Regions from separate parts of the Mus musculus genome. Here regions 1, 2, 3, 4 and 5 are each linked to region 6. Evidence: chromatin loops called from intact Hi-C (ENCODE). Cell type or tissue: heart. All regions are shown on one strand.

What was found. Peaks named below come from ENCODE experiments on the same cell type or tissue, not always from the same donor. Only the 100,000 strongest peaks of a DNase experiment are listed, where the experiment ranks them.
Region 1: a loop joins it to region 6, with 2.6 times the contacts of the local background. A loop is called at or near these places in 4 of 42 quality-filtered maps.
Region 2: it touches region 6 in a loop (2.0-fold over the local background); 3 of 42 quality-filtered maps call a loop at or near these places.
Region 3: it touches region 6 in a loop (4-fold over the local background); 8 of 42 quality-filtered maps call a loop at or near these places.
Region 4: it touches region 6 in a loop (2.7-fold over the local background); 3 of 42 quality-filtered maps call a loop at or near these places.
Region 5: a loop joins it to region 6, with 3.0 times the contacts of the local background. A loop is called at or near these places in 4 of 42 quality-filtered maps.

The regions. Positions count from the first base shown.
Region 1 is chr12:58,325,372-58,330,371 of GRCm38, forward strand. No RefSeq gene overlaps it. Among named protein-coding and RNA genes, the nearest start is that of Clec14a, 59 kb to the left of the region's middle. In heart, no CTCF peak of the experiment used is centred here; no DNase peak of the experiment used is centred here.
Region 2 is chr12:58,543,986-58,548,985 of GRCm38, forward strand. The region is part of intron 1 of Gm30687 (a long non-coding RNA gene); the gene reads left to right. Among named protein-coding and RNA genes, the nearest start is that of Gm40427, 28 kb to the left of the region's middle. In heart, no CTCF peak of the experiment used is centred here; a DNase peak (open chromatin) is centred at 2,066.
Region 3 is chr12:58,799,777-58,804,776 of GRCm38, forward strand. No RefSeq gene overlaps it. Among named protein-coding and RNA genes, the nearest start is that of Sec23a, 210 kb to the right of the region's middle. In heart, a CTCF peak has its summit at 2,853 (motif pointing left); a DNase peak (open chromatin) is centred at 2,855.
Region 4 is chr12:58,536,392-58,541,391 of GRCm38, forward strand. All of the region lies in intron 1 of Gm30687 (a long non-coding RNA gene), which reads left to right. Among named protein-coding and RNA genes, the nearest start is that of Gm40427, 21 kb to the left of the region's middle. In heart, no CTCF peak of the experiment used is centred here; a DNase peak (open chromatin) is centred at 2,150; H3K4me3 peaks cover 621 bases; H3K27ac peaks cover 977 bases.
Region 5 is chr12:58,331,895-58,336,894 of GRCm38, forward strand. No RefSeq gene overlaps it. Among named protein-coding and RNA genes, the nearest start is that of Clec14a, 65 kb to the left of the region's middle. In heart, a CTCF peak has its summit at 2,495 (motif pointing left); no DNase peak of the experiment used is centred here.
Region 6 is chr12:58,209,502-58,214,501 of GRCm38, forward strand. Sstr1 (somatostatin receptor 1) reads left to right here and starts at 2,303. Exons shown (of 2, transcript NM_009216.3): 1 at 2,303-2,380; 2 at 2,745-5,000. The coding sequence starts at 3,092. The coding sequence ends at 4,267. In heart, a CTCF peak has its summit at 2,975; no DNase peak of the experiment used is centred here; H3K4me3 peaks cover 2,405 bases; H3K27me3 peaks cover 3,680 bases.

The DNA of each region.
Region 1 (5,000 bases), 120 kb after region 6:
TGGCTTTGTCTGGCCTCAGTGTGAGAAGATATGCTTCATCCTGTGGAAACTTGATACTCCAGGGAAGAAGGATGCTGGTGGGGGTGAGGTGAGGGTAGGTGGGCAGGTAGGGGAGCACCCTTTCAGAGATGGGGGAGAGGATAAAGAACTTGGGGAGGGGATAACAGGAAGGAGGTAACTTTTGAAATGTAAATAAAGAAAATAATTTATAAAAACCCACTCTAAAAAATATGTGTAAATGTTACTTTAACACACTTTATTTTTTTGATAATAGTTTTCTATGAAAAATTCTTTATTAACTGAAATTATTGTCTTTTAAGAAAAATTACTTTTACAATATTATTGAAGTATAATTGACAAATATAGGTTGTTTCTATTTAAGGTAGGAACAACATTTTTCATTTATACAAAAACACATTGAGAAATGGTTGCTAGAATCAAACAATTAATACTATTATCTTAAAAGATCACCACTTTTTGATCCTCTATCTGTGTGTGTGTATGTATGTAGGGGTACATGTGTGTATGTATGTGCATCTGTATATTTGTCTATGTGTGTGAGTGAGTGTGTGTGTGTATGTCTATGTGAATGTGTGTGTATATGTCTATGTCAGTAAGTGTGTATGTATGTGTCTTTCTGTCTGTGTACCTGACTAAGGAACTACAAATGCCTAAGATCTAGTGTCACCAACCTTCTCATAAGTTCTATGCTAACCATCATCATACTGTTCTGTATTATGTAGATTTCTCTATCACATAGCTGTTTATTAGAATCTTTTGTTAATTTTAAGAGTTGAAAATTTCTTATATAAACCTTCAGTTTTCAATTTGCTGGGTTCTCTCAGACATCTCAAACACATTGTTCACAACTAACAAGTGAAATGTGAGCACATCTGATAAATCAATACATGCATTAGTAAAGCGCCTGCCCGAGCATTAAGAAGTCAATGGGATAGGAAAGAAGTGAATAGTTATAAAAGATGGGAGATGCTGACTTTTTAGGATATTACTTTCTTTAGATCACTTTACTAGATTGTATGAACGACAGTTAATAAATGTGAGAGTTAGTCTTGCTATGGAGAATATGCAGTATAAATGGTGAGATGGAATATCGATATCAAATGCAGTAACTACTGGTGCATTAATTTTGCAGAGATAGAGAACCAAATACAAGGTATATAAACATGGTAAAGTGATGATCTACCACTGGGATACATCTCTGGTCCAAATATAGATACTAATTATTTCATCATAAAATAATCAAACAATATTTATTGAAGACAAAACTAGTACTATGCATGTGTGATAGCTAACACAAGCAATCTGTAATAGTCATGTTAGGAGAGGCAATAAAACGACAGGAATGTTACATGTTTCAGAGAACAAAGCATGCAATTTTAAAATTGCTTAGTTTGTTCAGCTTATATTTAAAAATTCAATAAACTAATAATGCTAAATTTATTTCCCTCAGGAAAGGAAGTTTAAGATCAAAATACAAAAAGATTCATTGTTTGGTAGTACCTACCTTTTTGCCAGAGCCCCACATCAGGATGGGAGAAGAGTGTCTCATTATAACCCTATAAGGACACTAATCTAATTCTTAGTAGTAACAAAATGACTTCCCAAATTCCTTAATTACTAAAGCCACCATATTAGGGATGACATTTCAACATATAAATTTGAGGGGAGACACTGAAGCAATGCATGAATGATGTTTCCTTTAGTAGCAATACACAAGACGAGAACACAGAAGTGGATGCTCACAGTCAGCTATTGGATGGATCACAGGGTCCCCAATGGAGGAGCTAGAGAAAGTACCCAAGGAGCTAAAGGGATCTGCAATCCTATAGGTGGAACAACAATATGAACTAACCAGTACCCCCTCGGAGCTCCTGCCTCTAGCTGCATATGAATCAGAAGATGGCCTAGTCGGCCATCAGTGGAAAGAGAGAACCATTGGTCATGCAAACTTTATATCCCTCAGTACAGGGGAATGACAGGGCCAGGAAGTGGGAGTGGGTGGGTGGGTGGGTGAGTGGGTGGAGGAGTGTGTGGGGTACTTTTGGGACAGCATTGGAAATGTAAATGAAATAAATACCAAAAAAAAGAAATTATGTTTAAAATTTAAAAAGAAGACTAGAAAATGGACAGTAACATAGATGTCTGCATCATATAATAATGGATCAACTGCAGCCTTTAAAATGTACAGAAGCAGGAAATAAAAGTGTTTTAGATTAGATGTTACAAAATCTAATATCTAATGCTACAATAAATGGAAATGAAGAAAGCTGGAGAAATATTCTAACTATGACTAAGAAAAAGGTAGTAGAAAGTGACTGTCATGAATCAATGCACAGGTTTGTATTGCAAGTTAAGAATTTTGGGCAATATGTTGCAATGGAGCATGACTAAATTACCAAAGAGAAGAACAAATTAGATAAAACTTTGTTCTGAAAAAGTGAACCTGTCTATAACATAAAAAATGAATTGTGTTGGAAGGGTAGGAGAAGGCATGTTGACAGTGCTGACTGGAAAGACTAGGGAATTTTCTCAGTACTTAGTTTCCATAAAATATAAACAACGTGGTTCAAGGTGAGCATTTATACATGTTCACTGAATGTAAGTTTTATTTCAATACAAAAATAAAGACCAATTTTTATAAGTGTGTATATAATTGAGAAAACAAACAATGATTCTTTTTCCTTTGTTTCTCATATTAAATCTAAGTGGCTGCCTTCTAAAGATATCCTGAATCCAGCCCTCTTCCTTCTCTCTATTGTTATCAATTCCTTTTAATTACAGATCAGTGCTATTAGTTACCTAGAGCATTATAGTGCCTGCCTAATGGTCTTTTGTTTTCTATTCCTGGCTCCCCCCCTCCCCCATGCTTTCTTTGTATAACAACCAAATTCAGACCTATTACAATAGATTATGTCATTCCAACTGAAACTTTGTTGAGGTCACCCTCATACTATTATGGCCTGATTCTAACCAAGATCCCTGTAAGCAGACTTTTCTCTCTCCACAAGCTTATTCATACTTTTCCATGTCCCAGACACACTATCTTTGCTTTTCCTTAGAATGCAAACTCATTCTCCATCCAGGGCTTTTGAGTGAGCTCCTCTTACCCTGGCTGGGTGTTACCCTGTGATGGTTTCTATACTCTCTCTTATCACATAAATCTCTATTTAAATACCACCCCACTAGAAATAGCTATTTCTCACACACAAAAAAAGAAAGACATAAAAATAGATTACTTAAATAATACAAAGGACCATTCTGATTATTGATAGCCTGGGAACTGAAATAATATAAGATATTATGTCTGGAAGGCCATTCCAAAGTCTTAATAGGTCATCCTCCATCATTCATGATTATCATAGTTCCTAGGAATCACTATGTGCAAAGGAAGTATGGAGTTGAAGTAAAGAGTATCTGACTTCCTCATTTTATCTCCTCCCTGCTGTTTAACCATCCACATCACTTAGCTCCAATGAATGTCGGTCCATGTTAAAATGGAGATAAGTAGAGTGATTGGAGCTAACTTAACAGTATGTTTTGGAGATACGGTCTCATATAATCGAGGATGCTTTTAATTTACCATGTACCTTCTCAAGATGACTTTGAACTCCTGATCCTCCTGTTTTAATTTTATGAAATCTGGTTTTACAAGGATATACTACCACACTCAGTTTCTATAGTCTGGGGGCTCAAAATAGGCCTTCCTATATGCTAAGCAAGCACTCTATGAACTGAGATATGTTTCTAAGCAAACAGTTATTTTTTTTTGGCTTTTGTTGTTTTTTTTTTCTTTTTAAAGATGTGTTTATTATTATATCTAAGTACACTGTAGCTGTCTTCAGATGCACCCAGAGAGAGTGTTATATCTTATTATGGATGGTTGTGAGCCACCATGTGTTTGCTGGGATTTGAACTCAGGACCTTCGGGAGAGCAGTCAGTGCTCTTGACCACTGAGCCATGGCTCCAGCCGGCAAGCAGCTGTTTTTAATTTAAGTGTAATAAAGTGTATTAAATGTTAGCTATTGTGCTAATGCACTAATGAACAAATGAATGAGCTGAGGTATCAACATGTTTTAGGGCAGTAAGGATGTTCAGCTCACATAGGTAACAAATGAGAATTTTTGTCTATGTCGAGAAAATCATTCATACAAATATCCATGGCATTGGCTAGCCTTCTTGCTGTTAGGTAGTGCATGTCAGAGATTTGGATATGATGCTGCTATCAGATTCAGTTTGGTCATCCAAATCATCTTGAAGAGAGTTTCATTAAGCACAGCTTATACTTGTTCACCAGAGTCTAAGAGATTTCAATTGCTGAACTAACTTGCTTTCGACAAGCCGCAAACCATCGTAGGAACTCAAAGACAGTAAAAAGGAAACAGACCTCGTTCTTACCCTTGTCTCCATCTGTAGAATGAAGTTAATGAGACGTTTCGGGTTGCCAGAAGGCAATCTCTGTCAAATTGCTTTGGGTATAAGTAGGAAATTGCAACACTTTTTTTCTTAAATGTGTGTCACATTTATGCATTTTGAGTCTGTGCTGGTTCACAGGTTATGTGGGAAACTTCTGTAGGTTTGCAGTTATTCTGACAAATCCAGGCATCTCTTGTAGCCATGCTGATGGCCCCTAAGCAAAAGATCTGAGGACTTTGCCCATTGCCCCTGGCATGATTCTCACAGTTGTCCTGGATTGTTTGTAATCTATACAAGCGGAGGTATACTTAGAGAAAGGGAGACATGTGTCTCCCAGATGGTGCTTGGGGGAAGTCAAATGGTTCATTACGTGGAAACAGAGTGGCTCAGTTTCTGATGCTCAGTCTTCTGTGTTGGCTCATTCATCCAAAGGATATTTTCTAAGGAAGTCCTATCAACATTAACTAGCATCACTTCTAATTTCATGTCCATAGTATATTTGATCAAGAAACTCTTTTCTTGTTCGATAATTTTCTCATTATATGTTGATTGACTCTTGCCTTAT
Region 2 (5,000 bases), 330 kb after region 6:
AAGATACAGTGAGTTCAGACTAAGGCTGCATCATAAAGAGAGGAGAGAGGAGCACAAAACTAGAAACTTAGGTAAAGTAACTCTGGTTTTCAGGAGTCAGACCATCTCTACAGAATCTAGCTGTGCTCTGCCATCTCATTTTAAAGTACACCTTGGCTATGTAGGGCACATTTAGTGAACCATGGCTAAGATAGTAAATAAATCATATTGTGAGACCTTTGTTAAATTAAATATATAACCCATAATGACAAAAATGTGGGAGATGAGCAAGAAGGAAAGACAGCTATCATAATCCATACAAATTAAATGTTAATGTTTATTGATCACAAGAGTCTTGTAAAATATTGAGAGATTATTATTCATTGACTAAGAGATGAGAAAGAATCAATGGCTCAATTTTTACAAAGCCAGCTCTTTGCACAATGAGGAACTTGTTCATTGATACAGCTACCTAAAACTTAAATGGCTAATAAATAACAAGTCAATGGAGTCCTAATGTATTAAATAGACAACTGATACATAATGCATGGATTAAAGAAGTTCATGTGTAGAATTCACTTTAAAATGTTATAGCAAATCATGTAGGTAGGAGGTAACTGAAGCAAGAATAGCAAAATATCAAGACTTGTTTACAGTAGATTATCAGTACTCAGAGATTCATTACAAAATTTACATTGACATGTAACAGAAGTTAAGTACTTAATCAAAATGAATAAATTATCTCAAGAAATAATCAAAATAATCAGACCTTTTATATGCTCTCATTGACAATAAATATCTACATGAATACTTTCATGGTGAGTTGAATGTTGGTTTTCAAGAATCATTCTAAGATTCTGACTATGGAACAGAAGTTAGAAATCCTATGGGAAAAAAAATCCCAATGGTCCAACGGCTGGAACTAGAGGAGTGTCACAAGTTAGAGGTCTGGCCTGACTACACAGCGAGTCCAAGCTACAGAGTAAGACACACAAACACAGAGAACAGAGGATGGGGAGAGACAAAAACAACAAAGTAACTTAGAAAAGACAGTCCCTACCCACCTCTTTCACTGCTGACAGATTTTGCCTGCCCACATTTCACGCCTCCTCCTTGTCACATCTCTGGCTTGCTACCTTTTTGTGTTCTCTGGATCCCCTATTCCACTGTGGGGATTTGGACGCTGTCAAGGTCAATTTTTGCACAACAGCAACTTGCACAGTAAGCCATGTAGCTAAGAAACCAATAGCTGTCAGTTGTCAACTGACAACTTTCTCAACATGAAACCTTCACATATAAAAATAGATCACTCTTTGAGCATAGAATCAAAACATTTACCTTCCGTATAAATATTCCATGAAATTGACTACCAGTTAATTATGAGTCAATCTCTAAATAAGATACAATTTCTGACATATATACTTGAGAAGATCTTGAAGAAGCTGACCTGTAACAATCTAAATATATAAGTAGATCAAAGTGGTTCACTGGACATTTATATTCCTAGGCATGGGGATCATATTACACTTCTTCTGAGTCTTTTTCTGCTTGGATGTCATCATATAATACTGGTCCGTAACAGTAAAGCATTTCATTGTCAGATGAAAACACTTAAGAATTCTCCTTTCCCACAAGCATGGCCACCATCCATGTTTAAGTGGCAGCTATATTTGTCCAAAGCACTTCTGTTCTGAAGACATTTGTCACAACATGGTGAGCAAAGAAATTTGAAATACATATTTATGATGTGTTCCCCTTGGACAGAGACCCTATGACTATGTGGTAGAAGAGCTCTCCCAAGGTTGGATAATGAAACTTTCTTGGTATAATAAAGAATTTAATCCAATGAGTTTGGGTTATTCTAAAGGGATATTTTGCTAGGTGATCTTCACCTAATTAGTTGAGTCCATCAGCACAAGACACAGTAACAGAAACAGTGACACCTGTTCCTCTAAAGAAGTCGCTATTCATCGGAGTCACTGTTTATAGGGACAGGAGTTTCTAGCCTCTAACCTTAGTACCTAGCTGTCTAGCCAGAACATGGGCACTGCCACCACTCTGCTGTGAGGCAATTGCTGCCAACAGTTAATGAGCTTGGAATGAATCCAAAGCCCCGGCTGAGATCACAGTCCATGCCAATATTTTTATTTTCAGATTAAGGAGACCCAGAATAGATTTCCTGGTGAACTCACAACAGAATTCTACATACAGAAACTGAAGGTTCATAAATTTCATTCTTTCTTCTTTTTTTTCAATTTTTTATTAGATATTTTCTTCATTTACATTTCAAATGTTATCCTGAAAGTCCCCTATACCCTCCTCCATGCCCTCTTTCTTCTATTTACTTTACATCCGACTCACTACCCTCCTCCTTCCAGTTACCTCCTCCCACAATCCTTGCTGCCAATCCTCTTCCCCTTCTTGTCTGAGTGGGTGGGGACTCTCTAGGTATCCCCCATACCCTGGTACATCAAGTCTCTGTGGGGTTAGATACATCCTTTCCCACTGAGGCCAGACAAGGCAGCTCAGCTAGAAGAACATATCCAACAGACAAGTAAAAGCTTTTGAGATAGTCCCTACTTTTGAAATATTGGGTTCAGGACCACATGCAGACCAAGCTGCACATCTACAACATATTTTCAGGAAGGCTTAGGTCCAGCCTGTGAATGCTCCTTCTTTGGTAATTCAGTCTCTAATAGCACCAAGTGTCCAGGTTTCTTGAGTCTGCTGCTCTTCCTTTGGAATACCCATCCCCTTCGGGATCCATAATCCTACCCCATATTCTTCTATAACAGTTCCCTAGCTCCATTTTACTGTTTCACTTTGGGTGTCTGCATCTCTCTAAGTCAGATGCTGGGTAGATCCTAGCAGATGACAAACATGATAGACTTCTGATACTCTGTTATGCTTGCAAAAAGGAGTCAAACATAATTGTATTTTTTAATGTGTTTTAATTGAAAGAAAATTACACCACTTTCCCTCTTTCTTTCAACGCTCAAGACCCTAACTACTGTCCCTCAGGCCCTTCCCATGTCCCGCAACTAACAAGAGGATAGACATGTTTTCTTTGACTATTATTATTAAAAACACACATATGTTGGGTAGGTGTGTGTATGCACACACAAATATACATAAATGCAAACTGCTGAGTCTGTTTTTTTGTTGTTTGTGTATATATGACTTCAGAGATGATCACTTTGCATTGGACAACTGATGAGGGGGCTTATCCCTGGGACAGCCTAGTTCTCCTCCAAGTGATTAGTTGCCTATAGTTCTTTGTCTAGAGATGGGACCATACAAAAATTTTCCCCTTGCACATTAACATGTCCATTGACATTTCCATTGTTCAAGTTGTTTATGCAGTCATTTTAAGAGAGATTGTTTTACAGCAGACTTCCTGGTATTCTGGCTCTTAAAATCTTTCCAGTTCCTCTTCCAAGATATTCCCTGACCCATAGATTCAAGAGTGGTGGTGTAGATACATCCATTAGGGCTAGACTGCCTGGATTCCATTTATCTCTGTATTGTGTCCAGTTGTGATTTTCCATGATATTTTCCATTTGCTTTATGGAAAGACTTCTTTGATGAGGGAGTTAACCACACTTCTCGTAAAGAAAGTTAAACCACTTGTGCTGATCCAAACAAGAACCACTGACTAACAAAAATCTCAGTACCAGGCATGAGAAACCTCCTCTTGAATGGTTGCCCAGAGTAAGTCAAGTGACTCTCAAAACAGTGCAAATTAGTGTTTCTCAATCTGTAGACTGAGACCTCTTTGGGTCAAATGACCCCTCCACAGGGGTCATCTAAAACTACCAAAAAACACAGACTTTTACATTATAATTCATAACAAAATTACAGTTATGAAGTAGCAATGAAAATAATTTTATTGTTGGGGGCTACCAACACATGAGAAACTGTTATTAAAGGGGTCACAGCATTAGGAATGATGAGAACTACTGATTTATATATTTATACCTTGGCTGCCACTCAAGGTTTAAGGGTGGCTACCTATTGCTGAAGACAGAACACACAAAATATAGGACTTGGAAGATGAGAGCTGGATTTGACTTGAAAGCCTCTTTTCCATAGTCTAGCATCTTTGGGTCAAGAAAATACTGTGTAAGCTGCCAAAGAAGGGAAGCAATTAAATAGTCCTACTCAGCTGCAGCACCTATGAACCATGACAAATAACCAGCCTAGCAAAATACACGTAGGTACAATAAGTGGCACTCTCATGTTGGTAGCAACCAATAGACATCTAATTGGACTTAAGGCCCACTTAACAGAATGGAAATTATGCTTGGTACTGAAAACATAACCAAGGATGGTGAAGCTAAAGACTTCCAAAATATTCTACTACCACAACTTTACTAGACCAGCATAATTCCTTACTATATTCTAAATCTTATTCTTAAAAATATTCACTCAAGCTTTTAAGTTTATGATGATTTGTCATCACAAGAGAAAGCCCAATACAGTGCAATGGAAACTATGTTGACTGATGAAATTGGTAAATTAATAATTTTGTGATTATTACAGTTCTAGAAACATTTAAAAAGCAGGAAAATCAGATTATAACTAACACATCTATACAGCAGAGTGCCATTTAGCTAGTAAAAGGAAAAAGGGATTTTAGAAAAGAAAACTAGAACTACTTGTGATCCAGCAATCCAGCTTCTGTTATATATTCAAAGGAAATGCTATAAGGGTATGCTCATTATACCACTGCTCACGAGAGCCATAGTATACAGATCAAGTGTCTGCTGGTGAGTCAATGAAAAAGAAAATGTGCCATACATGCGTAATAGAATACTACCTATCTTTTAAAAAGAAGGAAATTCAAACACGTGCATCAACATAGACAAGCCTGGAGATGGAACTCTAAAATAAAATAAGCCCAACCAAAACAAGAGCTGTGTGCTAAATGATTCCACATAGACTTGGGATCTAAGGACATTGAATGTAAAGATGATTGGTGGCCAGGGATTGTCAGAGATGGGAAGGGCTGGGAATATAGA
Region 3 (5,000 bases), 590 kb after region 6:
AGAGCACTGCCTGCTCTTCCAAAAGTCCTGAGGTCAAATCCCAGCAACTACATGGTGTCTCACAACCATCTGTAATGAGATCTGATGCCTTCTTCTGGTGTATCTAAAGACAGCTACAGTATACTTACATATAATAATAAATAAATCTTTGAGCCAGAGCAAGTTGGGCCATATCGAGCAGAGGTCCTGAATTCAATTCCCAGCAACCACATGATAGCTCACAACCATCTGCACAGCTACAGTGTGCAGTAAATAAATAAATAAATAAATAAATAAATAAATAAATCTGAAGAAGGAGGAGGAAGAGGAGGAAAGAAATTGAGGAGTGCTGCTCTTTGGCTCCCCATAGTTTACTCTGCTTTCTGTTTTCTACAACTTATAGGGGCCAGGTCCTCAAATAGAAATCATTAATCAATACAATTCCCTACTGACTTTCAGTCAGGCAATTGGATGGAGATATTTTCTCCATTGAAGTTCCTTTTTCCAGATAAATCTAGCTTGTATCAAGTTGAAAGAAGAAGAAGAAGAAGAAGAAGAAGAAGAAGAAGAAGAAGAAGAAGAAGAAGAAGAAGAAGAAGGAGAAGGAGAAGGAGAAGGAGAAGGAGAAGGAGAAGGAGAAGGAGAAGGAGAAGGAGAAGGAGAAGGAGAAGGAGAAGGAGAAGGAGAAGGAGAAGGAGAAGGAGAAGGAGAAGGAGAAGGAGAAGGAGAAGGAGAAGGAGAAGGAGAAGAACCAGCTAGGATAGGCACAGTTTTCTGAGGATCCTGGGCTAGATCGATAACCAAGTATTATTGCACATTTTGGGTTGTTTCTCATATATGCTGCAGGCAGCTGTCTTGCTCATATGCTCACCATTACAATTACTGTCTCTCAAACATGTTTAATGCCATTGCTTCTTTCTGCACTCTTGCTTGCCTATTCAAACCCAATCATTTCTCATTCTTTCTTCCCTTTCCCACCCTCCAAAACAAAACAAAAACCAAAAAAAAAAAATCTCAATTGTGAAGTAGATGGACACACATTTAAAGACATAAGCACACATTTGAACATAGCCAAAAATAAACATTGATAATACTCTAGAAGCTACAACATGCCCAGTTCTGATGTAAGTTCCACTTCCCAGGAAAGAGAAGTTATTTCTTCAGGTAACTGACAAAGTCCATCAGTGCTTCATCAAAGTAACAGGTGCCTTGGAACTGTCCCCTCCTGACACTCTGCAGGGGCTGTCACTTACACTTAAACCCAAAATAAGGCCACAAATTTTACACAACTTAGAGCCAAAAGATTCCCCCATACATTCCATCTCTTTTGTCTAGAAAACAGCAAAACTACCAACCACCATAAGAAAAGGAAATGAAAGTTGCTTCTCACAGCAGAAGGTGCCTTAGATTTCAGTGTCTCCCTTGGGAACACACACCAATACAGGGAAGATTTAGAGCAACAGGTAACTGTCCAAATAGCAGCTTCAAGATGGATAACCCTGCCCAGATCTGCAATCAACTGACTCCTCCTCCTGAGAAGTACTTCTTTTTCCACTTTATCAGCAAAGTGTTTACAACATCATCACCAAGCCCAACTCCTGGGGTAGACTGACAGGTATTGATTTACCTTCCTGAGGACCACAGGCTTCAGTGAATCATACTTATTGGAAACTGAACTTTAAATACTCATAGCTCTAGAAATAAACTGTGAGGTTCAGACTGATTCTTTCTTTCTAGGCGATGGTGATTTACAAATGTCCACCAATTTTGACAATCAGGACATGAAGAGTGAAGAAGGTCTCTCTATCTTACCTTTCCCATGTTTGTCAAAAGAAATTCTCCCTCCCCTCCCCCACCCCTCTTTATGTGTTCCTGTGGTGAGAGAAAGTGAATGTGTGTGAGAGAATATATGTGTATAAGAAAGTGTGTGGGTGAGTGAATGTGCGTGAGAGAACATGTATATGAGAAAGAGTGTGTGTGTAAATGTGTGAGTGTGTGAATGCATATGTGTGCATGTGTGTGTGCATGTGTGTGAGCGAGTGTGTGTACATAAGAGAGTATTTGAGAAAATGTGAGTAAATGTATCTGAGAGAGAGAGAGAGAGAGAGAGAGAGAGAGAGTGTGTGTGTGTGTGTAAGGACAGGGAGTAGCCAACTGGAGCCACTGAAATACAAGGCAATGGGACCTGAACCGTCTGGGAAGTATCTGTGCTGATGGTTTCATCTAATGAATGTATCATATGTTGGCCACGTGTCCTAAGCCACAGCATAAGCTCCACTAACCATCGGCCTTTCTCGTTTTTATTGTGCAATTCTACTCTAGAAATTCAAGCTTACATTTTGGGGTAATAGAAAGCAAGATCACCAAACTTTGTATATCATCTTTGTCAAACCATTGCTCCTTTTTAACTGCTTTAGGAATTCTTCCATATCTCTGTCCTTATGTTCCTGGTCACTGCAAGCTCATTTCAAATGTGACTTCTCCAGGGAAATCGTATGGGTTCCCCAGGTCACAACAGAACCATCAACATCATTGTTGGCGTACACTTGGGAAACACGCCCCTTGTGTCTTTATTTCCCAGTGGTCTGCAGGGAGGATTTTCCCTTCGAGAGTGACGTTTCTACCGTGTGGCAATTATAAGCGACCAGTGAATTTTTATTAAATAATGTTTTTCATTTTTGCTCTGTTGCCCCAATCTTCTGATGGGAGGACTTCAAACTCATGACATTTCATGAGAGACTATAACTTTCCAGTAAAATTCTGTGCTTGCAGAATTGTGAGCTCTTACAGCAGCATTCAAAGCTCTGCCAACTGTTCCAGAGCATGTGACAAGACTGGGTTATGTCCTGGAAGTACAGCGCCCCCTGCTGGTAAGGTTTTCAGCAAGCACAGCTGTGGTGCCTACAGGGCAAAGAGCCCCTTTGTGTAGAAACCTTAATGCTTCTAACTCCCACACCTTGCTAGGCACCAGATCACCGCGTAGTCATAACTATTTACAGACGATCACATGTGAAAAATATTAACTTTCATTTTACAGTCCATGAAGATCAGATGGAATACCAGCCAGGCAATAATCTGGTATATCTGTGTCATTGGGAGGTGTTTGTTTGTTTGTTTGTTTGGGTTTTTTTTTAATATGGAGCACTGAGATGTTTGAAATTTTTGCTTCACTTTCATTAGGTTCATAACTTAAGGTATCATGCCACTAATTTTCATAAACACCCCATAACTATAGCGGAAAATATAGAACCTTAATTCCTGCAGGGTTTCCTGATCCTACATAAAGCAAAGAGCTTCAAACAAGTTATGTCACCATCTTCCATCTTACAAAATTATAAAAAAAAAAAACTCATTTACTCACCTAAACATAATAATATATTATGTTAAAACAGCATGGCACTGTGTGCCTGTATGCCTTTGCGTACAGGTAGATGGTTATGCATACATATAGGTGGTATGTCTCTAATGTTATGAATAACATATTTCATATTCATGTAACTACAAGACAAAAAGTCAAGTTTCTCCTAGCTATAAGGAACCTTATAATATTTAGTAAATAACATGTGGCGTCTGCAGGCACAAAATGAGATGCTTGGCCAACGTGGGGAACTGTGACTGAAAACTGAGAAGCAGCCATGTCTGGAGAAACTGATCAGAATCTCACTCTTAAGGAGAGTTTGGAGTGTGTCACAGTTTCATATCCTTATCCTGGACCACTTCTAGCCATCCAGAGCAGCCATTCCTTGACCACTTCTGTGTTGAAACTAACATCTTGTGAGAGGAGATGGAAATCTTTTTGGAATCTATTAACTTATTGGACCATTGGCTTCCACCAACCCAAAAGCTAAGAATGTCATGAGATAGCAAAGATCTGTGGCAAAGCTTCCCCTATCTCTCCGCCTTTCAGATGTTCCCACCAGGGTATTTTAAACTTGCCCTGACTCACGCCTCTGTTCTGTAAACTTTAAAACATCATGAAACAAACTGCTTCCACACTGGAACGTGGAATTTGAGGTAACCTAAATCTGCCTTCCTGGACCGCGGTCCCTCAAAGTGGCTCCAGAATAAACTCTTCTCTTACTCCATTTAAGAGACGAGTTGTGGGTTTTACAGCGACAGGAATAATCAAAATGCTAATGATTTTCTTGAGTGGATGGCCAATTTTTAAGCTACTCCTAGTTCAATTTTTGTATCATTTATCTGGTTTCTATTTTTTTTTTTAAATAACCACGAACTACATGGTAATGGGAAAAGAAAAAAAAAAAAAAAAAACGAAGAACAAAAATGTCATAGATAGTGTTGCCAAGGGAAACGGACATAGATAAGTCCTAAACTCAAAATTAAAACTATCCTGCCTTGCAAGTAAAAGGGGTGCCTTCGGATGCAAATGTCACAGAGAGAAGCCTATTCCCAGTTGCCAATTACAGGAAGAAACATGCTGAGCCCTAAGGCTGTCCTCCCTGGAGCCACAGCTCCGGTTGTCTCTCCCAGACAGGCCCTGTGAGTAATGGTTCAGCCTCATTAACCTGGCAATTAATGATTAAGCCTATCTGCTCTTCATTAGGAAGCCAGTGGAGTCTGTCCCACTGTTGTCCAGGAAATGGGACTTAACTGAATGGCTCCTTGAACTGTTCCCCACCCCACCCCCAAAATAAAAAACGGAAGCAACGCGGAGACCCTTGAGTACCCTAATGGTGCTCAAGGAAGGGGGAAATCGGCCCTAAGCATTTGGCAAAGAAAGCCCAGCAATTTTCTTTTTAATTATTGAGATAAAAGAGTGAGCTTGATTTCATTTAGCTGTTCAAATAGAAATCTATTTAAATATTTAAACAGAAAAGCCTTCCTGATCTATCATCCTGCCCTCCTGTAACAGCTACGGCCTTTCCACGGAGGTAAATTTTATAGCGGATTTGGTTTGGGAAACTTCTATTTTATGGGTTCGAAATTGATTTCCAGAGCCTTGAGTGGAGGAAAACACACACGCAGTTGTGTGTTTGCTCTGGGGGGTAAGTCCACACTGT
Region 4 (5,000 bases), 330 kb after region 6:
GTGCTGGTTATTGGCACAGGACTGCTAATGAATCATAGCTTCAGTGTCTAGGAAACCTTTTCACGGATGCAGCCCCAGGATGGAGCATCCTAGAAGTACAACCATAGCAAATGAGGTCAGCGGGCACAATGGAAAGGATGTTGACAGAGCTGACAAAAGGCGATGGCAGAATGTTCCCTCTCAGCCTAAATGAGCCCTATAGAAGGATGATTTATTACCAGAAGACAGAGGGAAATGATTAGCCTTAATGAAGTGCCTCATAGTTTATGCAAATTGAATCTGATTCACTAGTGATCTTGGATTCAAAATTCTCAGTGACTTCTAGCTAATCAACGTTAATCACAGACAAGCCTAAGGGGCCTTTCATCCGAAGCCTTGAAGACGGCCTGGCTTTATGGTGAGGTGATGGGATGGTAGAGCACACACACACACACACACACACACACACACACACACCCTCAGGATGAAGAAGTCTGAAGTCTTCTGTTGAGCCTATTTGAAGTCTTCCCTCCATCTCTTTTTTTCTCATTCTCAGTTACTAGGAGGAAAGTAACTATAAGTTCCCACTTCCAAAGACGAAAATCAGCAAAAAAAAGATTCATTGTGGAATTCAGTTCCGGAATCTAAGCTATTTTTTTAAAAGGCTTTCTGTGTGTTAAATGTAAAATTCTTTTTTTTAATTAATTTATATTTTACACTCCATATTCCATCCCCTGCTCCCCCAATCCACCCTCCGACAGCTCCACATCCCACACCTCCTCCCCACCACTCCTGTCTCCACGTGGATGCCCCCAGCCCCCACCCCACCTGACCTCTAAACTCCCTGGGGCCTCCAGTCTCTTGAGGGTTAAGAGTATCATCTCTGATTGGACACAGACTCGGCAGTCCTCTACTGTATGTGTTGGGGGCCTCATATCAGCTGGTGTATGCTGTCTGTTTGGTGGTCCAGTATCTGAGAGATCTCGGGGATCCAGATTAATTGAGGCTGCTGGTCATCCTACAGGATCACCCTTCTCCTCAGCTTCTTTCTGCCTTCCCCCATTCAACAACAGAGTTCAGCTGCTTCTGTCCATTGGTTGGGTGCAAATATCTGCATGTGACTCTCTCAGCTGCTTGTTGGGTCTTTCAGAGGGAACTCATGATAGGTCCCTTTTTGTAAGTATTCCATAACCTCAGGCCTTGGGACCTCCCCTTGAGCTGGATCCCACTTTGAGCCTATCGCTGGACCTTTTTCTTCTCAGGCTCCTCTCCATTTCCATCCCTTTAATTATTTTAGACAGAAACAATTATGGGTCAGATGTGTGACTGTGGGATGGCACCCCATCCCTCACCTGATGTCCTGTCTTCCTGCTGGAGGTGGGCTCTCTAAGTTCCCTCTCCCTGCTCTCAGGCATTTCATCTAAGGTCCCACCAGTTGATCCCTGCGAGTCTCTCACCTCCCAGGTCTCTGGTGCATTCTGGAGGGTCGTCCCCCCCCCGTCCCCCCCCCCCCCCCCCCCCGCAACCTCCTCTTTCCTGAGGTTGTCTGTTTCCATTCTTTCTGTTGGCCCTCGGGGCTTAATCATCAAGGCACTAAAGCAAAGAGCACACTTCCCAGACAGGCACACTCTGCTCAGGGTTAGCATGCTTAGAGCCGAGGCTGATATTCACAGCCAGAAGGTGAGGAAATGGAGAACGAGAGGCAGAGAATTCCTTTTCAGACAATTTTACCACACTCGATTTTTGTTTTTAAGGCTGATATTAATCCATAATGAAAGTGGTTATAGGGTAAGTAATCAGACGACTATTCTCCAATGGCTGAGGCCACAGTAGCTGTAAAATCCCACACTAGGATGCTCTCAGAACTCTCACTTAAACACTATCTGCACACCACATTGCAGCTCTCTGAAAGTACAAGCAGACCTGTCAGTCTTCTGGGACCAGTATCTTATCCAGCCTCAAAAGCAATTTATCAGCTGCAGGCACGGGAAACCTCCTCCATGAGTTAAGGCTTGCATTGTGTTCCGTAGTCTCTCAGCCCTGCTGCTATTAGAACGTGCTTCCGTTGAGTACATTCCACTTCCTGGTTTTATTGCTGACTCATCAAATAATAACTAATTTTAAGTCTCCTTTGCCAAGATGGCTTATTTTTAAGGAAGAGAAAGCTAGTGTGTCTGCCAATCAAAGCAGTCACACTGCATAGTGTCAAAGGAAGTTTTTTTTAGGAGGAACTTAACTTCAGCTGCCAGGAAGTCTGGTCCACAGAGAAATCCAGGCAAGCACTGCCAAGTTCCTCCAGTCTACACCTGAACTCTCGGCCTTACCAGTCCTGTAACATGAGGGTCTCTGAATGAAGGCTTTTAAGGTTCTGTGTAAGAAACTACATATTTCATCTGGTCAACAAATTAAAGAAAGCCACTTCTTACCTGATGCTGCTATCATCTCAGGAAATTACATTTTAAATAAACAAAACAGAAACCACTCCTTTTTTATTGAAGTTAGAGCATGATGAGTTTACCATATTCATTTTGGGTTTTTGTTTTGTTTTATTTCAAATTGTTAGAAATTTTCTACAGCAAAGTGCTCTGGAGACCAAGAACAACTGTTTTTCCAGTGCCTCAAGGAGTAAAATAAAGAGGCATATATGGGAAACCAGAGTGTGATCTTCTGTGGCAGGCTGCCTGTGGCCTCTCCAGTCAATGGACCAGACACAATCTGTGGCCGCAGTGTCTGTGCCCAGGACTGTCCAGACTCTACCTCAGGGATCCCTCTTCAGTTGCACATGGATACTGAATTTTCATAAGTGTAATACTTACTTATTCTATTCCAAACTGAAAATGAATTTTGAGTGGAAACTTCCACTTACCAGTATATATTCAGGAATAAGAGGCCATGCTATGTCATTTCTCAAAGTGTATAACCTGTAATAAAATGCCAGTGTTCTCTCAAGGCAACCTAAGTTTCCTCTAAAGACACTTTCATCTTCCTAGTGCTGCTGTTCCTTGCTGTTAGACCTCAAAAAACCTGCCTGCTGCTGTGTGGCAGAGGTGGCCCCAGTTCTTGTGCTGGGCACCACAGGGTCAGGGAAGTACAATTCATCTGTGCTAGTCCTTTGGACAAACAGTTCTAAAACTCACTTACCTCACTTCAAAGCGCCTCACCTAACAGGCAGTCCAGTGTAAAGAAAATTCTGGAATGTTAGTTTCTTTAAAAAAAAAGAAACCCACAGAAATATTAAAATAATGCACTTTCATTTTAATCCCACATGCAGGGATATGAGGCTGCTTCAGACTGTCTGCAGCAGCTGACTATGATTTGCCTCGTGCTTTGGCAGAGACATGGGTTTGTCAGCTGTAGATGGATTCGGCAGTTGTGTAACATTTAGAATTCTGGGAACTTTTCAGAGGGTATATAAATTCTAGGACCCTGAGAAGTTGGTGGGTAGTTGTTGATTATTTAGGGAGGTTGGTTGTTGTGGGAAATATTAAAAAGCACAGCCAGTTCCTGTGCTACTCCCAGTGGCAGTCTCACCACCTCTGTCTCTAGTCTAGCCCCAGCAGTGGTCTTCCCAGCTCTAGGTCACTTGTCTCAGTGCCGCCCGTACCTTCTCAGCCATAAATCCCCTATGGTCAGAGGTCCCACATTCTAGTAACCCAGTAAAACAAAACTCTAGAAGCTTATAATTAATCAGTCAGATTTATATATCAATAAAGTCTTAATATACAGATGCTCACACAATAAATTCAGGACCAATTGATAATGATACAAGCTGCCCACCTAGATTAGGCAAGTTACCCTAATTGTTCCATCCCTATATGATATTATATCTACCTATATGATATATATCTATCTATTTAAAGCCACACTGAATCTGAATCATCCTGTTCATCCTCCATCTTGTTTCCTTCTCCCTTCTCCTGTGTCACCCCCTGTCTCCAAAACTCTTAGTTCTGCCTCCCTTTCCCTGTCCAATCACAGGCTTCCGGCTGCACTAATGTTTAAATTAATTGGACAGGGAAAATCCTGCTACAAAAGAGTGGGAAAAAGAGGAACCCACAAAGTAGCAAGAACCACTATAGAAGAGTAAACTGTGACTTAGGTACACATTTAACATATAATTTGTGAGCTTTCAACAGAGATAAGTGATAAGAAATCAGTATCGACTTCATTAAAAGAATATAAGATGGTCCAGAAGATGGGCAGGATAGCAAAACTGAAAATAAGGAAACCAAGCTGAGCAGCACATGTTTTAACCCCAGCCCTCAGGAGCCTGAGGCAGGATTGCAGCAACTTTGAGGTCAGTATTATTGAAACCCTGTCAAAAAGAAAAATGAAAACTAAATATCATTCCTCTCCTAGTTTTTGTGTCAAGTACTTATTATTCTAAGGACTTTTCATGCTACTATCTCTGAAATTATATAAATATTTTCACATATAAATTAATTTGTAAGGAAACTAAATTTTAAAGAATTTGCTAGACTGGTGAACTTCATGCAATGAACATAGTAAAACAGAGGCTCAAACCCTAGTTTTGCCTGATTCCATAAACCCAAAATCAAAGCCAAACAGAAAAGTATAAAGGTTCTCCCACAAAAGACTATGCTGTGGTGTTCTTAAAGCTAAACTTAGAGCAGTGAGAAAAGACTAGTTAATGTTTGACCTACGTACCAGAAAAAAGATGGAATGGCAGTAATGGATGATTGATGGAAATGTCCAGCTCTACTACTTCTTCTTCTTCTTCTTCTTCTTCTTCTTCTTCTTCTTCTTCTTCTTCTTCTTCTTCTTCTTCTTCTTTTCTCCTGTCCCTTTCCCCCTACCCCCCTCCCCCCTTCCTCCCTTCCCCCTTCCCGTTTCCCCCTTCTTCCCCCTTCCATCCCCCTTCCACCTTCTTCCCCCTTCCCCCCTCTTCCCTGTTCCCTCTTTCCCCTTCTTCCCCCTTCCCCCTTCTTCTTCTTCTTCTTCTTCTTCTTCTTCTTCTTCTTCTTCTTCTTCTTCTTCCTCTTCATCTTCCTCTTCATCTT
Region 5 (5,000 bases), 120 kb after region 6:
AGTAAGTCAGAGTCCTCAGACATTGAAGAGCTTAGGCACTTCCTTGATCAACCAGTAAAGGAATAATATATCTTGCCTTCATACACACCTCAGGAGACCTAAATACAGACACTATTTGCCACGTGGGTTCTGATTTTCTTCAGAGACTGTGCTATGTTGCCTTTAGTGTTGGGTCCTAAACTGTCTTTTGAGCCTACACTATGTCATTGCCCCTCTGTCTGTCTGTCTGTCTGTCTGTCTGTCCATGGCATTAATAAGGCTTCGAACAAACTCCTCAGCCTCCAGTTTAAAAAATATAACTACAAGGACATACTGGATTAAGAGCGACAAAAACAACAAGACTGGGGAGTCCAGGAAATGGAGAGTCAGAGATCAGGTCAGCCTGTGGTTGTCTTCACAGCCTATCTCCTCCAGGCCCACAATAGCACTCATCTTCCTATGTTTTCCACAGATGTCATGTGTTTCTGCACTATATTCTAAAACTGGAGAGCTACCTTATGACTGAATGACAATCATCAAATATAAGGAAGGTGATTTGGGAAAACACTTTCATCTAAAAAGCCATTTGCTGCTTTCCTGAAAGTAAAATTTCACACAGCTTGATTTTACAATAAAATTCCCATTGATAACCTCCATCACATATTATAGTCCTTATCTTGTTTGAAAACCATTTATTTTAATAGCACTGCTTAACAAGGAACCTGTCATCTTAACACATGTTAATAATAATAGTTTTTGTTAACTACATATATAATATTGTGAAGGAGACCTGCAAGTCACTCCTCTTTTCCCTACTGTCCCAGCCCCTCATAATGCATCCTACTCTGATTATGTAGTGTGGATTACTTCGTACCCTGCACACTAGTGAAGAGTATCTTTCACTGGACATCATATGGACAATTTGGATTATCGTGGCCTGTACAGTAGTGAAATCACATGGCATTTGTTTCCCTTTAACAGGTTTACTTCTCTTAGCACAGCATCCTGTGGGTTCAATTCTGTTTGTTTGTTTTTTGTTTTTGCTTTTTTAAAAGATATTTTCTTCATTTACATTTCAAATACTATCTGGAAAGTCCCCTATACCCTTTCCCACCCTGCTCCCCTACCCACCCACTTCTGCTTCCTGGCCCTGTCGTTCCCCTGTACTGGGGCATATGATCTTTGTCAAGGGCCTTTCCTCCCATTGATGGCCAACTAAGCCATCCTCTACTACATATGCAACTAGAGACACAAGCTCTGGGGGGCGGGGGGAGGTGTTACTGGTTAGTTCATATTGTTGTTCCTCCTATAGGGTTGCAGACCCCTTTAGCTCCTGGGGTACTTTCTCTAGCTCCTTCATTAGGGGCCCTGTGTTCCATCCAATAGATGACAGTGAGCATCCACTTCTGTATTTGCCAGGCACTGGCTTAGCCTCACAAGAGAGAGCTATATCAGGGTCCTGTCAGCAAAATCTTGCTGGCATATGCAATAGTGTCTGGGTTTGGTGGTTGTATGTGGGATGGTTCCCCGGGTGGGGCAGTCTCTGGATGGTCCTTCCTTCCATCTCAGCTCTAAACTTTGTCTCTGTAACTCTTTCCATGGGTATTTTGTTCCCCCTTCTAAGAAGGATCGAAGTATCCACACTTTGGTCTTCCTTCTTTTTGAGTTTCATATGTTTTGCAAATTGTATCTTGGGTATTCTAAGTTTCTGGGCTAATACCCACTTAACAGTGAGTGCATATCATGTGTGTTCTTTTGTTATTGGGTTATCTCACTCAGGATGATATTCTCTAGATCCATCCATTTGCCTAAGAATTTCATAAATTAATTGTTTTTAATTGCTGAGTAGTACTCCATTGTGTAAATCTACCACATTTTCTGTATCCATTCCTCTGTTGAGGGATTCCTTTCTTTTTTAGGCAAGTGGCACTCCATTTTATTTCACTTTTTTTCCATATTATATTTCACATGTTCTTTAGTCTTTCATCTGTTAATGGGCACCTGGGTGGTTTTTTTATATCAGCTATTATGCACAATGTTTCAGAGAATTTGGGAGCTATACAATTACATCTAAATGTAAATTGCTTTGGGTCAATTACCCAAAGTAGGAATTCTGGGTCATACAGTGATAAGGTTTCTAAGGCTTTTCCATATTATTTACCACAGCAGCTTCACTATTTTGCATTGTTTCAAAGAATACGCATTCTCTTAGGGTTTCCATTGCTGTTAAGAGACACCATGACCAAGGCAACTTTTAAAAAAGACAACATTTAATTGGACCTGGCTCACAGTTTCAGAGTTTTAGTCCATTATCAGCATGGTGGGAAGCATGACAGCATCCAGGCAGACATGGTGCTGGAGAAGGAGCTGAGAGTTTTTTATCTTAATTGTAAGGCAGCCAGAAGGAGACTGACATCAGCAGGCAGCCAGGAGGAGGGTATCAAAGCTCACCCTCACAGTAACACACTTCCTCCAATCAGGTCACACCTCCTAATAGTGCCACCTCCTGGCCAAGCTTATTCAAACCACCATATTCCACACTCTGGCCCCCATAGGCTTGTTCAAACACCTGAATCTATGGGGCCATTCATAGCCATAGCATAATGCAAAATACATTTAGTCCAACTTCAAAAGTTCCCATAGTCTATTACAGTCTCAGCAATGTTAAAAGTCCAAAGTTCAAAGTCTCTGCTGAAATTTATCCAATCACTTAATTGTCAAAAAGCAGACCACATACTTCCAACGTCACAGGATATACATTACCATTACAAACAAACATTATAGTGGGTAAATGCTAAATCAAAGCAAGACCAAAAGCCAGCTGGGAAAACTCCAAATTCTGCATCTCCATGACTGATGTCAAAGGGCTCTTCAGATCACCACCTCTTTTCTGTTTTGTTACTGCCGCACAATTATTTCTCTTTGGGTCATTCCACTCCATGATAGCAGATTTCCTCAGCAGATATCCTACAGCTCTAGCATCCTCAACATCCATGGGGCTCCAAGGCAACTGCAAAGTTACAGCTTCTTGCTCCAATGTCTGGAATCCATCCACACGTGATCTTCTGGGCTCCTCCAAAGGGCTTAGGTCACATCTCCAGCTCTTCCCTCTGAAGTACTTCAGGGTCTGGTAAATTCACTTCATTGCTACTGATGTTCTTAGTGGCCATTCCATGGTACTGACAAATCCAGTATCCTGCAGTCCTTTGTTGCAACTAGGTTTTGCCAATAGCCTCTCATAGGCTTCCTTCATGGTGTGAGGCTCAACTTCTTTGCATGATCCCTTCAGACCTGTGCCGTCAACTTCAACTGAGGCTTCACCTTCACCAAGTGCCTCTCATGGTGCCAAGCTCCAGCTGTTCTCCATGATTTCTTCATGCCTTCAAAACCAGTACCACCTGGGTGAGTCTTATACATTACAAAATCCAGCTGGAGCATGATATACAACCTTGGCTCTCTCTGGAACACAGCTCTTTGTGCTCTCAGAAAACACTTCCCAGAAGATTTCAACTCTGTGATGCTGGTCTCCTCTTAATCACTGCTAATTTCTTAGCTCCAGATAACTTGCATCAATTGTCCCAGTAATAATCCCTACTACTCATGACTCTAAAGCCAGAGGCACATAGCTAAATCTTCCAAGTTCTGCTGCTTGATAGAGCTGGAATATGGCCACCTTTTTCTACTACATTATCACCAGCTTTCTGCTTTCCAACTTCTTCACAGCCTAAGCTTGGTTGCCCTGGAACTTGCTCTGTAGATTGACTTTGAACTCAGCAATCTGCATGGATCTGTCTCCTGAATGCTGGAATTGATTGTGTGTTCCACCATGCCTGGACTTAAGCTTTTCTTTACCTGGAATCAGGCTGGCTCTGAACTCAGAGATCTCCTTATATCTATATCTTGAGAATAAGGTGTGTACCACCATGCCTGGATTGTAGTTCATTCCACATTAAAAGTCCAAATGAAAACAATAACCAAGTAATAATACCTAACATGATAGAACTATGCCTTGTTCAAACGCAAAAGCATGAACAATACACTTAACTGAAGGACAACTTGGCTCAAGGTCACCACTTCCGTAATCTTGAATGTAGGATTCAACTCCATTCTACTTCCTGGTTCCCCTTTATAATACTTGAACCATAAACTTTGTATTTTTCCTTTCTAAGCTTGCTACACTTGATCAAAATGCTCTTCATGAGAGTATACAAGAAGACAAAGTCTGTGCTGGGTTTTTCTGAGACTTCCTTTGTCAGTGCAAAGGAAGTTAATAAAAATCTCTTTACCTTAGCCTCAGGTGGACTCTTCAGACAGGACAAAAAGCAGCCAAATTCTTCACCAAAATATTACAGGAACAGTCTCTAGGCCATACACTAAAATTCTTCTCCTCAGAAAAACCTCTTGAGCTAGGGACCCACCGTTCAAAACAGGCTCAGGAACACTGTCTTCCATGCTTCTATTAGTGTGCCCCATTGTTAAGCCCCACTTAAAGCATTCCACTGCTTTACAAAGTCCCAGAATCCACATTCCTTCAGACAAAAGCATAGTCAAGCCTATCATAGCAATACCCCAGTCCCTAGTCTCTCTTAGTTAGGGTTTCCATTACTCTGAAGAGACACCATGACCATGGCAACTTTTATAAGGAAACATTTAATTGGTGTTAGCTTAAAGTTTCAGAGGTTTAGTCTGTCATCGTCAGGGCAGGAAGCATGGCAACATCCAGACAGACAGGCTTCTGGAGAAGGAGCTGAGAGTTCTACGTCTTAATCCCTAGGCAGCCAGAGTACATATGATGCATGTCCTTCCGAGTCTGTGTTACCTCTCTCGGGATGACATTTTCTAGTTGCATCCATTTGTCTGCAAAACTCATGGTGCCCTGGGTTTTGATAACTGAATATTATTCCATGGTGTAAATGAATCACAGTTTTTTGTATTCATTCTTCAGTTATGGCACATTTGAGTTCTTTTCAGTTTCTGGCTATTATGAATAAGGCTGCTATGAACATGCTTCATATGTCCAA
Region 6 (5,000 bases):
ACTACTCAATATGAACTGAACCAAGTAACCGTTGCCCTTGGAGTTTTCAAACTGTCTTCTAAGTTCACCAATAGCATATTGTCAGTAATATTTTACTGATTGATGTACCATATTTTTGTTCACACATTCATCAACTGGTAGAAATTTGGGTTGTTTCTTTTCTTTATCTTCTCCCACCCCGATACCTGATTTCAGTTTTGAGGGGCAAAGGACAGAGGTGGAGATACTGGGTCACAGAGTTTGTGAAAGATCAAACTCGCTTGTAAAAGTAGGCCTTGTGATGGATGCTATGTCTACCAGCATGTATGAGTGATCAAGTGTTTCAAATGAGTGATCCTTGTTTACATTTATATTTTTTTCCTTTAAAAAAATTATAGCTGTCCTATTGTCAAGCTCTTTTATGAATAAATAGTCCATCATTAGAACCTCTTCACAATCAGGAACAGACACACTTGTCTGCTTTCCTTCATTCGTATGTAAAGTCGTAACTTAGTTGAAAGAAGTTTTTTCTTCTAAGATGAGTTGCAGAGTGAATTTAATGAAATTCTGACAACAAAGCTGCCTTTCATAAACTCCCACCCCCACCAATGATCAAACCCCAACCACCATGATCAAAGCCAATGCCTCTAAATAGTGACCTTTGAAAAACCAGCCCAGAAATGCAGCCAGGTGCCTTAAATCAGTGGTTGGCAAAGGCACTGAAATCTCATCAAGGGTTGGCTAGGAAAATATTCCTCTCAGAAAAATCTCAGTTTTGTTTTGTTTTTACCCCAATATACATTCCCTGCCTCCTCTATGTATGCTGTATTATTTATTTGCTATTTATTTATTTATTTTTATTTACTTATTTATTTATTTATTTATTGAAACATAACTCCCTCCCCTCCATTTCACATTCCACTTCAGGTAAGGTGGTTTGTTTAGGTAAAGCAATGCATTCCACAGCCCCAGTCCTATCAAATCTCCCCTTCTACTCAAACATTTTTTTCTCATGAATAATTCAGTGTCTGTTGTACGCACTCCGAGGGAGTCTGTGGTCATTGATTGCGATCTGACTGCTCTGCCGTCATGGACAGTACACGTGATTATTTCTCTCCAAGCACTGCTTCGTTTGAGAGACTGGAGCACCCATGTGTAGGCGGTTGCTGAGAGTAAACAACAAGCCATTAAGGTATAAGCGTTTTGCTTTTGATGCGGTGTCCAGATTTGCACATTCTAGATTGTCCGGTATGAACAGCTTCTGTAATTCTAGTTCCCAATGTGCCCCTCTTGGTGGAGATGTGAGAGGGAGACTGAGGAAGATAAGCAGTTGCAAGCAGCAAAGCTCGAGTGAGCACTGGACTGCAGCAGGCCAGTCTTCCTGGCCATGCTTCAGGCTAAGACTTGCAGGGATTTCCTGGAAGGAAACAGCATTCATGAAACGGAATAGGTGATTGAATCCTTTGACAGAAAGTGACTGTAAGGCCAAAGAGTCCCTAAGTTCGGAGTCCTGGGAACTCCAGGGTCCCTTAAATATCAACATCCATTCTTTCTCAAACAAAAGCCTGCAGTTCCTAGACTAGGGATGGGAATTGTAGGTTGAGGAGCTTTGGACCTGGGATCTTAATATCCATATCTTAATGGTTTCGGCACTTGGGACACAGAGGGGTCATACCTCAAGGCCCTAGTTTTCCTTAGGGTTCCATGGAGGAAAGCTTGAATGCCTTGCCACTGATCCCAGGCTTCCATCAGTTGCTCAGCCAGCCACTCATAGATTAAGAGTTGGCACACCTGCCTGTTCAGGCCTTGGCGCTCTCCACTTCCATCCCCCCACCCCGCCAACTCTCCAGGGTACAAAGTACAGCCTGGACGCGCGGGCACAGCTGTTCCAAGCCGCGCAGCCTAATCTTTCCCTAGTGAACACCTACATGGATTTCCAATACGGCGCCAGGCAGGTTCCTGGGGCAGTGCCAGCCTCATCCTGAGCTCTCTGCCCCTCATCCTGATTTCTGCTGTTGATATTCCTAGGGGAGGTGGATGGGGCTCAGAGAACTACATGCTTTGTTAGAGAGTCGCAATGGTTCACTCAGTTCCCCTGAACACTCCCTGCTGCAGAGTGGAGGGCTACGGATGTTGTAACTCAGCATCCCTTAACACACCACTGTGGTCCTTCGTGCTCATACCGCTATTGGCTTAGGTCTAGTTTCCACCGCTTAGTGTTTGCGTGGGCACTTGTGCAGCGGCCAGCCCCAAAGGCAGTTGGACCTTGCAAAGAACGTCAGAGCGCCGCCAGACCTTACAAGCACTTTGCAAGGGCCATCTGGAGACATCATTGACTTGGGGATCTGAAGGCCTGAAATCTCCAGGTACAGGTTTAAAGAACTGGCAAGCAGGAAAGGAGGTAGGTGTTCAGGGTCCTGTCCTGGAGAGTGGCTTAGGGACAGGTGGAGTCGCCCCCATCACCAGAAGAGAGCAGCAGCAGAAAGAAATGAAGAACTCCAGACATAAATGTCTGGGGTTTGCTTCAGTCTTTACTTAGAGTAGGAGTCGGGTGGAAAGGGGCAGAATCTACATTCTTGACTGGCACCTACCCATTTGAAATGTAGAGAAACTCCTCAGGTCTGTCCTAGGAATGCCTGAAGATGCTGTGAGAGAAATCTGAAGCAATCTTTGAGTTGAGCTTAGAGGGGACTAGAAATGGGGGGGAGCGATGACGGTGGGGGAATAAACCACCTATGTGCCCCCCCCCGCCTGCTTTTTCGTAGCTGCTGACGCGATGGTGCCGCTTATTAATCATTCATCAGTCCAGAGCCTTTCCACTTAATGGATGTGCCGCGCTGGGCTCTAGCCTCTTGGCCTCTCCTCTCCACTCTCCAGTGTGCCCAGGACCCCCGGAGCTGCAAGAGAGACAGCGCTCAAGCAAGCTGCCGCTGGGTGATGCTCCCGGCGGCCTCAGTCGGAGCCGCGCTCGCCACAGCTGCTGCGCTCTGCCGGGTGGCGCCAGGCGGCGGTGAGCTGTGAGCTTGGAGCCTTGAGCCTAGGGAGGGCGCAGACAGCAAGGGCGCAAGGTGAGCGCCCCAGCCGGCAGCCGCACCGGCCCACTTCAGCTGGGATGTTCCCCAATGGCACCGCCTCCTCTCCCTCCTCTTCTCCAAGCCCCAGCCCAGGCAGCTGCGGGGAAGGAGCCTGCAGCAGGGGTCCGGGGTCCGGCGCTGCGGACGGCATGGAAGAGCCTGGACGAAACGCTTCCCAGAATGGGACCTTAAGCGAGGGACAGGGTAGCGCCATTCTCATCTCTTTCATCTACTCCGTGGTATGCTTGGTGGGACTGTGTGGGAACTCTATGGTCATCTATGTGATCCTGCGCTACGCCAAGATGAAGACCGCTACCAACATCTACATTCTAAACCTGGCTATTGCTGATGAGCTGCTCATGCTCAGCGTGCCCTTTCTGGTCACTTCCACGCTGTTGCGCCACTGGCCCTTCGGCGCGCTACTTTGCCGCCTGGTGCTCAGCGTGGATGCGGTCAACATGTTCACCAGCATCTACTGTCTGACTGTGCTTAGTGTGGACCGCTATGTGGCTGTGGTGCACCCGATCAAGGCAGCGCGCTACCGTCGGCCCACTGTGGCCAAAGTAGTGAACCTGGGCGTGTGGGTCCTGTCATTACTGGTTATCTTGCCCATCGTGGTCTTCTCACGCACCGCAGCCAACAGCGATGGCACGGTAGCCTGCAACATGCTCATGCCCGAGCCCGCCCAGCGCTGGTTGGTGGGCTTCGTCTTATACACATTTCTCATGGGCTTCCTGCTGCCTGTCGGGGCCATTTGCCTGTGTTATGTGCTCATCATTGCCAAGATGCGCATGGTGGCCCTCAAGGCTGGCTGGCAGCAGCGCAAGCGCTCAGAGCGCAAGATCACTCTAATGGTGATGATGGTGGTGATGGTTTTTGTCATCTGCTGGATGCCTTTCTACGTGGTACAGCTGGTCAACGTGTTCGCCGAGCAAGACGACGCCACCGTGAGCCAGTTGTCTGTCATCCTGGGCTATGCCAACAGCTGTGCCAACCCCATCCTCTACGGCTTCCTGTCGGACAACTTCAAGCGCTCTTTCCAGCGCATCCTGTGCCTCAGCTGGATGGATAACGCTGCGGAGGAACCAGTCGACTACTATGCCACTGCCCTGAAGAGTCGAGCCTACAGCGTGGAGGACTTCCAGCCCGAGAATCTGGAGTCTGGAGGCGTTTTCCGTAATGGCACCTGCGCTTCCAGGATCAGCACGCTTTGAGGCCGGGCACTGCCGGGAGGGGGGGAGTGGTCAGAAAGATGGAGCTGGGAAGCGGGTGGGAGGGAATGGTAACCCGACACCAGGTGCTGAAGTCATAGTGCATGACAGCGATGCAGCGCGCCTGGTTAGCTGGACCAAAGAAAGCTGTGTGACTAAGGTAAAAGGGAGAGATTTATGGATTAACTGTGACTGCTTTCGGGGCATCTGGTAGTCTGAGCAACTCTGTTCTCCAAACCCGATAATTTGCATCCTCCCTCCCAGTTCTACTAGTACAAACTGCAAACTTAATGTCGCCAACTCATTTCTGCTTCTTTAAGCTGAGCCAAGGTTACCATCATGTGTTTCCTTTGGGCTGAGTCCGTCCCCCCCCCCCCCCCCCCGCCCCTGCGCTGAACCCTGTTCCGCTGCGCAGGTCAGCGGGCCAGACTCTTTTCAGAGTGGCTACAAGACAGTCCCTAATCACCGCTCTCCTTTCGCAGAGCCTTACTGTCAAGGAAGCCCAGCTCGAGGATGTCTAGGCAACTTGTCTTTTCTACTCTCAGAGAAGGAAGGCACATTTTCCCTTGGGCCCTTCCTCTGCTCCACTCCATCCCGAGCAGAGCTAGGCGCTTAAGAAAAAGTTCTGTGCCCTGATCTCCAGTCTTGGTATAGTACCACACATATGCTTCTTTGGAGCAAAAAAAAAAAAAAAAAGGAGCTAAGAGGGAGCAGAAGGGCAAGTTTGTAAGATTCC